Linked DNA regions of Homo sapiens: region 1 is linked to region 2. The links are chromatin contacts, found by Hi-C or POLR2A ChIA-PET in ENCODE. All regions are on one chromosome and are shown on one strand. Each heading gives the region's core, a stretch centred on a gene start or an enhancer-like site at or near the end of the contact. The rest is flanking DNA. Distances are from core to core; before and after follow the strand shown. Region 1 overlaps MCC (MCC regulator of Wnt signaling pathway). Region 2 overlaps MCC (MCC regulator of Wnt signaling pathway).

Region 1 (6,388 bases), core at 825-3,324, 200 kb after region 2:
CTTTGAGCAAATGGAGGAAATACTCCAAATTATGTAATACTCTATATAATCTCTAGAGTTAGAATGAGAATGTGTTTAACATGTGCTCTGAAGTTAAGCCTATACATTATGAAACTTTAGACGTTCCAGCTTTAAAAATAAAAAATAACAGCTTTAAATAACATTTCTAAATACAACATTTGGTTACTAGGAGTCTCTCATGATTGAAATTTACTTAGCCTGAAAGATGAAATGTCAAACTCCAAATGGAAGGAAACAAAATTAGTGCAAGTCTGTATCTACTCTTCCACTAGAAAAATGGTTTCACTAAGTGAGTTTACTGATTTCCACTCTTGGAGGCTAGAAGTAAAGATAGCTAAACAATAGGAAGAGGTGCTTCCCTAAAGTAATTAAGAAAACAATGTTTCACTTTACTACTATCCTCCAAGCACCAGATCTATATATTTGTATAAGCACAGCACTACCCAAATATATATAAAATGAAAATCCACTATAACAAATTTGTCAAATAAAATCTGAGCTTCTCCACTGTTGTTCAGGCAGCAATACTGCCCACAAGTATGAGAAACTTAATATTGATTAGCCATTGTGGGTTAAAAATTCCACAGAAGTGCCATATTAAATCATTCGGGTAGCTTTTGCTTCTGGAAAGCACATTCCAGCACTTTGGGAGGCTGAGGCAGGCAGATCACCTGAGGTCAGGAGTTTGAGACCAGCCCGACCAATATGATGAAACCCCGTCTCTGCTAAAAATAAAATTAGCCGGGCGTGGTGGCATGTGCCTGTAATCCCAGCTATTCACCAGGAGGCCGAGGCAGGAGAACGGCTTGAACCAGGGAGGCAGAAGTTGCAGTAAGCCAAGATCGCACCACTGCATTCCAGCCTAGGCAACGAGAGAAACTCCATCTCAAAAAAAAAAAAAAAAAAGTAATACTTTTTTCCCACTAAGGTTCAACCCAACCTTGAGGGACAAACCAAAGAAATATCTTATGTCCTCTCTCTTGTGTTCTCCAAGTCATCTGTTTTTTTTTAACCCAATGAAATATTTTAAATATCTCCACAAGCCATAAACAACCTAACTGGTCAGGGAAAAAGGTAAGCAAAGTAGAATTTAGTCCTTGCCACAACCAAGCCTTATGTCCTTGAAGCAACCAAGGACATAAGGCCAAGAAGAGGTATGCCACCAGGATAATAGCAGGTTTGGAATCCACTGTGAGAAACAAAACTCCTGGTGATTAATTTTGAAACTGTGCTACCACCCTGTAACCTTCCTAGAGAATATAAGGCTTCTCAGTTTCAGCTTCTCAGTTTCAGTAATAAATGTCTGACAAAGCCTCATACTTTTATTTTCTCCGTTTTTCATCCCTTCCCCACAAATGATGGAAAATCCAAAGGAATCCTAGCCATAAAGAACTCATACTGTGACAATTTAAAACCCATTCAATCACAGCAACTGCCACTTTGAAAGGAAAAAAGTCACCAGGAGTAGGGGCCAACAATGTAATCAACATCTAATGGGATCAGAAAGTGTATGGAAGTCTGGGCTTCTCATGACACTGAGGCCAAGGAGAACAGTATTACTTCAGAGGTTTCAGAAAAAGATCTTGTTATAAAGGCTTTTGAGATAAGGTCCCTGCCAAAAATATTTCCCGAGGGGAAGATGGGGAACAAAAAAGAATAAACTCTTGGTAGAAAAGAGAGACATTTAGATTTAGTTATAAAAGATGGCTTACTAGCAGAGAATTTGATAAACCATGGAAGGACAAGAGCCTGTAGCCAGAATTTCAGGACTCCAAAACAAGTCACATTCTAGACATTTTAGGGTTCTGGAGGCAGTTAAAACATGTTTCCACTTGCTTGTGGAATAATCTCTAATCAGAGGTTCAATACAATGAGATCCCTACCCACTGAAATATTTACTTTTTAAATTGATAAGCTGAAAAGTTCATCTTTTTTAAAGCAATTTCTCGTGAAGTCTCATCTTGATTTAGAGGAAGAGGGAAGTAAAGGGGAAAAGCCTACCCCACAGAAAGAGGGGAAGTGACGTTACATTGTGAAACTTAAGGGAGGAATTTCAGCCACGGCTCTAGGGCGAGGGGTTGTGTAGGAGAGAAGGAATGGCTTAATTTTTAGGAAAACAGGAAAGCCAAGTGACTACTTTGGTGAATGCTGGAGGAATGGAAAGCAGCAGCGAATCCTATTTTGGATACAGAGGCTGAGAGCCAAGTAAATGAATCCCAGGCGGAGATACTGTCTTTTGTCTCCAGCTGTCAGCTTTTTTCTTGAAAACTGTCTCATCACTTTCTGTGATTGTGGTTAGGAAAAAATCCTACTTTATCTTGTGAACTTTTTATTGTCTTCCTGAAGTTATGTGTTACTTCTGTAAAGCACTCTACTCTCCTTGTTTAATCATCACAACAGGGAAGGGGAGAGGCTTGCAATGCAGTGTTTCCAAATCCAATCACTGGAGTCATTCACATAACATTAGGTTTAGGACCTGAGAAATAGATTCTGAGGTCACAGACCAGCCCCCTTTATATTTAAGCAGGAGGCAAAAACTGAAGCTAGGAGAGATCCGGAGTCTTGGCAAGGCTCTCTGCGACTTCCAGAGGCTTTCTTCACTCAGTCCACTGTTCGGTCCATTTCAGAGTCTGCTCTTTCACCTTTGTCCTCAAATGGTTTATGACAAAGGAAGGTGCTGGACACTGGAAAGGTAACGTCTTAAGACATGACCCCTGCCCTGGAGTAGTTTACACATATGGAGGAAGGTAGGGCGTATACTTGAAAACATAAGTGATAATATGATTAGCAAAAAATCCTACAGGAATCCAGAAGTGGGGGTTTCATCAAGGGGCAACTGACAAAAGCTTTGTGAAGGCAGGTGCATTCAGTGGAAAGAGTAGACAACTAAGGTAAAGACCATGTTAAGAAAGGGAGGGAGATGGGAGAACTATAGCACCCCCAGCACACAAAGGTAGACCTTGGAATGATGGCTCATGATACATTTAAGTCAACAGAAAACTAAGTGAAGAGTAAAGAGAACAAAGCAGGAAAACTACAGAATGCTTTCAATGGCAAGCTAAGGAATTGAGACTATTTTCTAGATAGTTACTAAAGATTTCTACTGGTAGAAATTTCTTCACATGGAAGTTTTAGTAGAAATAAAAGTGGTATATACAAGGCAGCGTCTTAAGGATCACTCTGGAAATACAGTACAAGGTGGACTGAAGAAGGGCTGGAGGCAGGGAAACTGAGAGGAGACTCAGCAGTTTAGGAATGAGGTGATGGGGACCGGTCCACAGAGGGACAGATGGATGTAACAAAGGACGTCCTAAAGGAAAAGTAAATGGGATTTGGCCATCTACTGGATGTGGAGCAATCAAGGCTCTCAATCTTCAAGTAGAGATGTATGGGAGAATGGTGTCACCATAACCAGAGGGAGGGATGATAGACGGCAGCAGGGGAGTGTATGGTCACCTATGAAGATATATCCAACAGCCATTTACAAGTCAGATGCTGAACTAAAGCCCTGGAAAGCCATCAGGAAGCACAGTGTTGAGAGTCGCCCAAAACCAAGAGCCTAACCTTGAGGGTGAATGAGATATCCAAGGAGTCCCAGATCTCAGCCTGGGGCACACTTCATAGTTAGGGGGCTGGAAGAAGCAGAAGTCAGGGAAGGGGGCAGAGAAGGAAAAGCCTCAAAAGGAAGCTAAGAATAAAGAAAGCATATATCCTGGTTACTCCAGGCTGACGTGGGAGGATTACTTGAGCCCAAGAGTTCCAGGTTACAGTGAGCTATAATTGTGCCACTGCACTCCAGCCTGGGTGTCAAGAGTGAGACCTTGTATCTATTTAAAAAAAAAAAAAAAAAAAAGATCACACATAAAAGAAAGGCAGGAGGGAGCTTTACAACTCAGTAGTACAGTATTAAATGCCCAAGGAATCAAAGTAACAGAACACAGAAAAACACACTGGATGGGGTTATTAGATCATGGGCATCAAAGCAGGTACTATGCTCAGTTTTATGTTACTGTCACTTCATTGCCTCAGTAAATATAAAAATAAATTTTATATCTGAGTAAAGTCGATACAGGATGAGCATCCCAACTTTGAAAATCCAAATCCAAAATCCAAAACACCTCTGGCCCCAGGCATTTTAGATAAGGAATTCTCAACCTGTATATGAAGAGTATATGAAATTGGCTGCTTCCCAAATTTCCCTAGTGTTGAAACCCCGGTTGACCCTCTAAATGCCAAGAGACATAGTTCAAGTCTGGTTCGTCCAACATATTCACCAAGAAGGGTCTTGAATAGCAAAGCTATTTCCACCTTCCTATCCCATGTTAACGGTAGGGTTTTGATATAAGATTCCCCTCAGCAGAAACAGGACAGAACAATGTTCCCTGGTTCTCAGTGCACATGCTGCATGTGCTCTCATTCTCTCTCTCTTCTTTTTTTTTTTTTGAGATGGAGTCTCACTGTGTCACCCAGGCTAGAGTGCAGCGGCATGATCTCAGCTCACTGCAGCCTCTGCTCATTGCTGCCTCCGCCTCCTGGGTTCAAGTGATTTTCCTGCCTCAGCCTCCCGAGTAGCTGGGATTACAGGTGTGCATCACCATGCCTGGCTAATTTTTGTATTTTTAGTAGAGATGGGGTTTCACCATGTTGGTCAGGCTGGTCTCGAACTCCTGACCTCGTGATCTGCCTGCCTCGGCCTCCCAAAGTGCTGGGATTACAGGCGTGAGCCACCGCACCCAGCTCTCTCTCTCTCTCTCTCTCTAAACAATTGATTGGACACCACACTGTCTGTGGATCCAGAAACAGAAGGGTGAGCTGATATGGAAGAAAACAGAGTCCCTGTTGTTTACTCTATAAAAACCATTCTCCTTGAAAGATGCCAATCACAACAGTATCAAGATCTGCTCAGAACCAAATAAAACACAGAAAGCTCAGGGGGTCAGCAGAGGGATGAGGACAGTGAGACTTACCAACTTTACTGAGATGAAGTCAGAAGAAAAACAATTCCTTATATCTCTGCATTGTGCAAGCTACATGCTACTCACTGTTTTCCTTCACAGCTTTCTGTGGAGACAAGATTTCCTTTTACGTCTGCCAAACATATGCCCTGTACCTATGTTGTGATCCCATTCATTCCAGCCTCTGCTCAGCTGCTGTTCCATTAGTTAATATTTTCTCTTCTGTGCCTCTTCTCTCCTTTCCTCTTGGCTCACCCCCCAAAAATAAGCAGGTAAATCTGGCTGTCTCTGTATATCTGTGTGTTTGGGGTGTATAAAACTCCACCTGCCACTGTTGGGTTTCAGGGCAGAGAGCAGAGCTAGTCAGAGCAGCATGCTTCATCTCCCTTTCAAACCTGCTCACCCAGGACCAGGGCAGGACAAATGTATCAGACAGACGAAGTTGGCCTTCAGGCCCCCTTATCCACTGCTCCTTACTCTGGTATCACCCTCTACCCCCACGCCTTTGGTTTTACCATCTACTTAACTAATTCTCTGTGACTCTAAGATTTGCCATGTTAATAGCCTCTTCAGACTCCAATGCACAGTTTCCAAGAAGCCAAAAAAGTGGCGGAGGGAAATAAGAAATATAATGCAGTATTTCAGGAACCACCACCAAATAAGAAGAAACATCTGAAAGGAAAAAAAACTTCCTTGGCATGCTGAAACCCAAATGGAAAAGACTGTCTCCCCATAAGGCCAGCTTTGCTTCCCATAGTGTCTGAGGTGTACTGCAAACAGCAGGAGTTGAAGATGGTCAGTGAAGACCCACCAATGACATAAGTCACACAGGGCACTCTGTCATTATCTCAGGGAAGGGGAGGCCAACCATTATGTCTGAGGACAGAGTCACCAAGGAGCATCTTCCTTAGGATTCTCACTCTGTAAAGCAAAGATAATGAGAACAAGTGACTGCTCAAACGTCCAACGTGGGAAAACTGGAAGATTGTTTAGTCCAACCTCCTCAGTTTACACAAGAAGAAAAGGAGATGTAGGAAAAACTTGCTCAAAGGTCACGTAACATGACGCAGGCAGAGCTGGGGTTAGAACCTCTGTTTCTTGAGTCATCATCCCAGTGCAGCCTGCTCCCACAGCACGCTGCCTCCCAACATCTGTTCCTTCACAGAGACATGTGCCTTTATAAATAATTGTTTTTAAAAAGTTACTCAGGTTACCAGACCTTTTCTGTGATCCTGTGTTCTTGTTATTGGAATCCTAACATCAATCACAAAATTATGTCACACGCTTCCTGAGGAGTGCATGGAACTGTTTGTGTAAGTGGTGTGGGGAATTCAGATCAAATATTCAGGGACTCAAAACTGAAGACAAAGACGGCCAATGCTGGAAAACGCATGTGGCTTTTTCTAAGGGGC
Region 2 (5,617 bases), core at 3,118-5,617:
GGGAGGCAGCATCAGCACACTCCTGACAACAGCAAACACATTCCAGTTAGGCCTGAATCCAAGCCGGCAGCACCCTGGAAGCCTGCAGCAGAGCGCGGTAGGTGGCTCGTGCAGTGATGGCAGCAGTGTGGGCACCGGGTGGCGCCCTCAGGTCATGCCAAAGGGGAAAGCCTGGCAGCAAGCCAAAGAGGCCCCTCTGCTCCCAGACCGCTGGCTCCTTTTGCAGACTGGCCAGTGCGGTGGGGATGACACCCAGTATGCTCTGAGCAGCCGCTGATGCCAGGCACTGGTCTAAGCATGCCATATGCATTCAATCATTTAATCTCCACAAATACTCTCTGAGGCAGGAACTATCATTATCTCCATTTTACCAAGGAGGGAATGAAGGCACAGAGAAGTTATGCGGCCCAGTCACCAGCTAGGAAATGGGGGAACCAGGATTCAAACCCAAGCTGTGTGGCCACAGATCAATCTCTTGACCGCTAGGTAAAGCCTCTTGTAATCATACAAGACAAGTGAGAAATACCTGTGAATATCCTTGGTGCCCCATCCCACGTCTCCTTGGGAGAAAAGCAAACTCCTTTAGATTTAGGAGCCTTGCTGGGTTCAGTGTAATCATCAAGAAAACCCAGCAGAGGAGGAGGAAAACAGAAGTGCAGCCCACCCCATGGCTTAGCATTAGACAGGGACCTTGACATCATCTAAAGCAAATCATCCCACCCTGCAGATGAGGAAACTTAAGAGCCAGTGCTCCAAATCCTATAGTTAAGACTATTCAAAGCAGTGACCATGCCTGAGTGCTCTACATTCCATGCACAGAGAGGACAGCAGCCACACTACATAGTACCATGGCTGGGGGAAGGCATTCATCGGATGATCTCTCAACGGACATGAGTGCTACCAAGCTGCAGACCTGAGAATAAAAAGCTTGTGATCTGTTGCAGGAGATGGAATGTAAACAGATATTTTTTTGTTTGTTTTTTGAGATGGAGTTTTGCTCTCGTTGCCCAGGCTGGAGTGCAATGGCGTGATCTTGGCTCACTACAACTTCTGCCTCCTGGGTTCAAGCGATTCTCCCACCTCAGCCTCCCGAGTAGCTGGGATTACAGGCATGTGCCACCACGTCTGGCTAATTTTGTATTTTTAGTAGAGACGGGGTTTCTCCATGTTGGTCAGGCTGGTCTCAAACTCCTGACCTCAGGTAATCCACCCACCTTGGCCTCCCAAAGTGCTGGGATCACAGGCGTGAGCCACCGCACCTGGCCATAAACAGAAAATTTTATAAGATATGAGCTACAGAGAGGCACGAATTCAGTGCTGCAAGTCCAGGCATGTGGTCTCCCGAGGCAGTTCCTTGGCAGTGGCACTGCCAACACTTGAGTGCTCTTCCCTCTGCCATGCCCTCCACCTGGGCCGCCTTCCACCTCCTCTCCACCTACCTGCGCTCAGAGATCCAAGTCCCCTGTCCACCCTTGGAATCTGTTGAGATTCCCACAATACCCTCACTTTTTGTATATCCATTCCCATTTGATGTTAACATTTCGTGAGACTCCTTAAAGACAGGGACTGCTCTGTCTCATTCACGGTGCCTCTCACTGAATATACTTGGCAGTATCTGGTGCACACAGACGAGAATTTCAAAACCTAACGCAACTTGGATAAGATTTGGAATCCAGCTGTGCTAGTTGGAGGGAAGCTTTTTAAAGAAGCATAAGCACCCACCCAGTGGAGCAAGAAAAAAGGTTCAAGACTCAAATGTGGCCCGCCAGCTGCTTTTTATGACCCACAGGATAAGAATGGTTTTCCTATTTTTAAAATCATTTTAAAAAGTCAAAAGAAGAGTATTCTGTGACAGGTAGAAATTATATGAAATTTAAATGTCAGCATCCATACATAAAGTATTACTAGAGGCCAGGCACAGTGGCTCACGCCTGTAATCTCAGCACTTTGGGAGGCCAAGGCAGGTAGATCACTTGATGTCAGGAGTTTGAGACCAGCCTGACCAACATGGTGAAAACTCATCTCTACTAAAAATACAAAATTAACCAGGCATGGTGGCGCACACCTGTAGTCCCAGATAATTGGGAGGCTGAGGCAGGAGAATCACTTGAACCTGGTAGGTGGAGGCTGCTGTGAGCTGAGATCGCACCACTGCACTCCAGCCTGGGCAACAAGAGTGAAACTCCATCTCAAAAAAAAAAAAAAAAATTAAATAAAGTGCTACTAGAACACAGCCATGGCCACTGGTCTCCCTGTTGCCTCTGCTTTTGCGCTAGCATTGGACAATAGCAAAGCTGAGTGGCTGCAGCTGCACCCAAATGACCCACAAGCTCTACAACATTCACTGTGTGACCCTTCACAGAAAAGTGCTGACCCCTTCTCTAGATGCTCGCCTCATCCAGCAACAGCTAAGACCAGATGAATAGCCCAGATGGGAGATTTTATTCCAACAGTAAATGGATCTAGTATTTGAAAGGCAAGATAATCAGCTTATTTCATTACCTGAAAAACACAACATACTCTTATAAAGGTTCTTACTGTAGTGTTAAAAAAAAATCATCTGGCCTTTTCCATAGGATAAATTTTCTTACTTTTTTTTTTTGAGACAGAGTCTGACTCTGTCGCCCAGGCTGTGGTGCGGCTGCACGACCTTGGGTCACTGCAACTTCCGCCTCCCAGGTTCAAGCAGTTCTTGTGCCGCAGCCTCCCGAGTAGCTGGGATTACAGGCGCCACCACCATGCCCGGCTAATTTTTGTATTTTTAGTAGAGATGGGGTTTCACCATGTTGGTGATGCTGGTCTTGAACTCCTGACCTCAAGTGATCCACCCGCCTCGGGTTCCCAAAGTACTGGGATTATAGGTATCAGCCACCACGTCCAGCCAAATTTCCTTACTTTGAAGCCACTCCACATAACAGTATTTCACCCAGTCAAAATAAATACCAGGAACTAGGGGAAAATGCTCAGTTCATGGGCCTTCTGGCAAGAACCTGGTAACTCCATTCCTACCACACCCCAAGAACACACACAAACACTAGCGCTCTGTCTCTAACTGACTGCTAACAAACTCAAAAGGCAAAAAAAAAAAAAAAAAAAAAAAAAAGAGAGAGATTTTGAAGGTGTTTGTATGGAACCTCATCTTCCCGAGCCCCAGATACTTCCATGTGAACCCAGATACAGTACCGCATGGCTGATGCCCACCTGCACAGCCTGACTCACCTCCCCCAGCCTTGGGCAGATGGCTTCATAGTGCACTTGGCATAGTGACTTCTCTAAAGCCCAAACTGTATCACATCATCTCTTGCTGAGGACCCTTCCATGATTCCGCACGGCCCTCAAGATAACTCCAGCCAGTGCATCAACTCCACAACCCTCCGGGCCATTAAACGTGCTGTCCCATCAGCCTAAGGGCACCTCTTCTCTCCCCTGGCCCTCCACCTGCCCCTCTTCAACAGGCTACCTCCCACTTTCCACTGGGGCTCAGCTCAGAAGTTCATTTCTTCCAGAAAACCTGTCCTGAATCTCCCAAGTGGACATTTGTGTCTGGCTTCTGTCCTCCCATGGTGCTAAGAATTCAGCCTCGCACTGGGGACATTCTCTCACTGCTCTGCGATCACCCATTTGCCCACCAGTCTCCTCCTAAGAATGTAAATTCCTAGAGGACAGACTGCCTGTCTACCACAGAGCTGCCTCTAGCACCCTGCCTTGGTTCTGGCACGCTGTGAGTGCCAAATCACATTTATCAGCTGAATGGATGAATAAAAAGCAGCCAGGGTCTTGGGAGGGCTGGCCTGGCTGGGTGCCACAGCTGTGTCTTGTCTTGGCTCCTCAGCAAGTGGGAGGTGGAGAAGGGTGTAGCTGTGGCCATTTGTGAATCATGCTTCAGAGTTCTTAACTATGTAGGGAGTGACAATTCACTGTCACATGACATCAGTACTGTTCCTTCTTTCCCAGGTATATGGCTCTCCTGGAGACGATCCTGCACTTATGCTATGAGAAGCAGCTTATTAGACTAGCAAGTTGGCATATGTCTGCGAGTCCTGGGTCTGAAACAAATGGGGGTCAAGAGAAGCTTGCATTTATTAAGAACAGAAAAATATGATGCACAGAATATAGATGACCCTTGGACAAGGGATATAATTCTTTAGAGTCCACAGTTGTTTTTTTCCCAACACAGTATTTGGAAAATTCTGAGATACAGGATAATGGAATGAACTTGGATTCCAGAAAAAAAAAAAAACACCTGGGGGCTGATAAAAGAGTGAGTTTGCAAAATTCTATCACCAGACAGCCTGCTTTCAGATGATGTGGACTTCGTAACCCAAGGCTTCCTTCCTCCTCCTCTGCCGGCAGGCTGATTCCTGCTTACCACCCTGTGACGGTAGCAACGCCAGCAGGAAGGAGTCAAGGAGGAAATGCAGTGGAGAGAAGAGAGCCCGTTAGTGGATCTGGGCTAAATCCCAATTCTACCATTTATCAGCAGTGAGACTCCTCACTTCTTTGAGCCTCATTTTTCTCATGTAAATGGGGATAACTATTCTTTCCTCAGACCTGTGAGACTTAAGGGCGATAATAAATGCAGTCATTGGTACAGAAGTACTGTAGCTCCCCCTTAACTGCAGTTTTGCTTTCTGTGGTTTCGGTTCCTCAAGGTCAACCATGGTCTGAAAATATTAAATGGGAAATTCTAGAAATAAACAGTAAGTTTTAAATTGTGCACCATTCTGAGCAGCGTGATGAAACCTTGCACTGACCTGCGCCATCCCACCTGAGTTGCGAATCATTCCTTAGGCCAGCATAGCCGCAGTGTAGACACTCCCCACCCATCTGTCATTTAGTAGCTGTCTCCATTATCAGATCAACTATCAGTGTCACACTGCTTGTGTTCAAGTAACCCTTATGGCATGTAATAAAAGCCCCAAAGTGCAACATTAATGATGCTGACATATTGTTATAATTGTTCTATTAATATTTTATTAGTTGTTAATCTTTTACTGTGCCTAATTTATAAATTAAACTTCAACACAGGTATGTATGTATAGGGGAAAACGTAGAATATATAAGGGTTCAGTATTACCTGTGGTTTCAGGCATCTATGGGGGATTTTGGATCATATCACCTGTGGATAAAGGGGGCCCTATTATACCAATAAACCAACAAATGAGGGCTGCCGTGTGACAGAGGATTAGACGAAGGAGGTGAGAACAGTATCAGTGGACAACTGCAGAGATCACCCCTCTGATGTGACTGTGATATGTGAAAAGGTTCAACTATTACATAAAGTGAGATTTGGTATTTCTAAAATGTAGACCTGGTTTCATTACACTCAAAATGTCACCTTCTTAGATACCTACGAATGGCCTGCATTTCCTATGCAAATACAAGAACTGAGGCAGCAGGGCGGTGAGGTGTGGCCAGTGGTCACTGGGCAGTCACTGGGCAGTCACTGAGCCTAAGGGTGTCCCCAAGCCACTCCGGCCCTACCTTGCCAGGTTTGTCTTTGCTGCCGCTGCTGGTGGAGCTGAGGGATCGCATCCGCTGCTCCTTCTGCTCCTCCACCTCGGACTTCAGGTGCTCAATGTGCACCAGGTAGGCCTGCTCCTGGGCCTCCCGCGTG

The links. Hi-C counts contacts between places; a loop is a spot of excess contacts on that map. ChIA-PET counts read pairs that join two places held with the same protein, here RNA polymerase II (POLR2A). Pooled maps may share reads with other maps.
Region 1: a loop to region 2 is called in a pooled map, with 2.2 times the contacts of the local background. The contact joins two enhancer-like sites. A Hi-C loop is called at or near these places in 1 of 50 pooled maps. POLR2A ChIA-PET finds 5 or more read pairs at or near these places in 2 of 52 experiments (Panc1 and activated naive CD4-positive, alpha-beta T cell).

What each region holds. Positions count from the first base shown.
Region 1 is chr5:113,244,382-113,250,769 of GRCh38, forward strand. All of the region lies in intron 3 of MCC (MCC regulator of Wnt signaling pathway), which reads right to left. Among named protein-coding and RNA genes, the nearest start is that of TSSK1B, 190 kb to the right of the region's middle. RefSeq lists an enhancer at 229-1,004. Within about 2 kb of position 2,075, at least 4 of the 41 ENCODE cell types and tissues checked have a DNase peak (open chromatin) inside an H3K27ac peak, as active enhancers do.
Region 2 is chr5:113,043,609-113,049,225 of GRCh38, forward strand. It overlaps MCC (MCC regulator of Wnt signaling pathway), which reads right to left. Exons shown (of 19, transcript NM_001085377.2): 16 at 5,485-5,617; 17 at 1-22. Among named protein-coding and RNA genes, the nearest start is that of DCP2, 70 kb to the left of the region's middle. RefSeq lists an enhancer at 98-636. Within about 2 kb of position 4,368, at least 5 of the 41 ENCODE cell types and tissues checked have a DNase peak (open chromatin) inside an H3K27ac peak, as active enhancers do.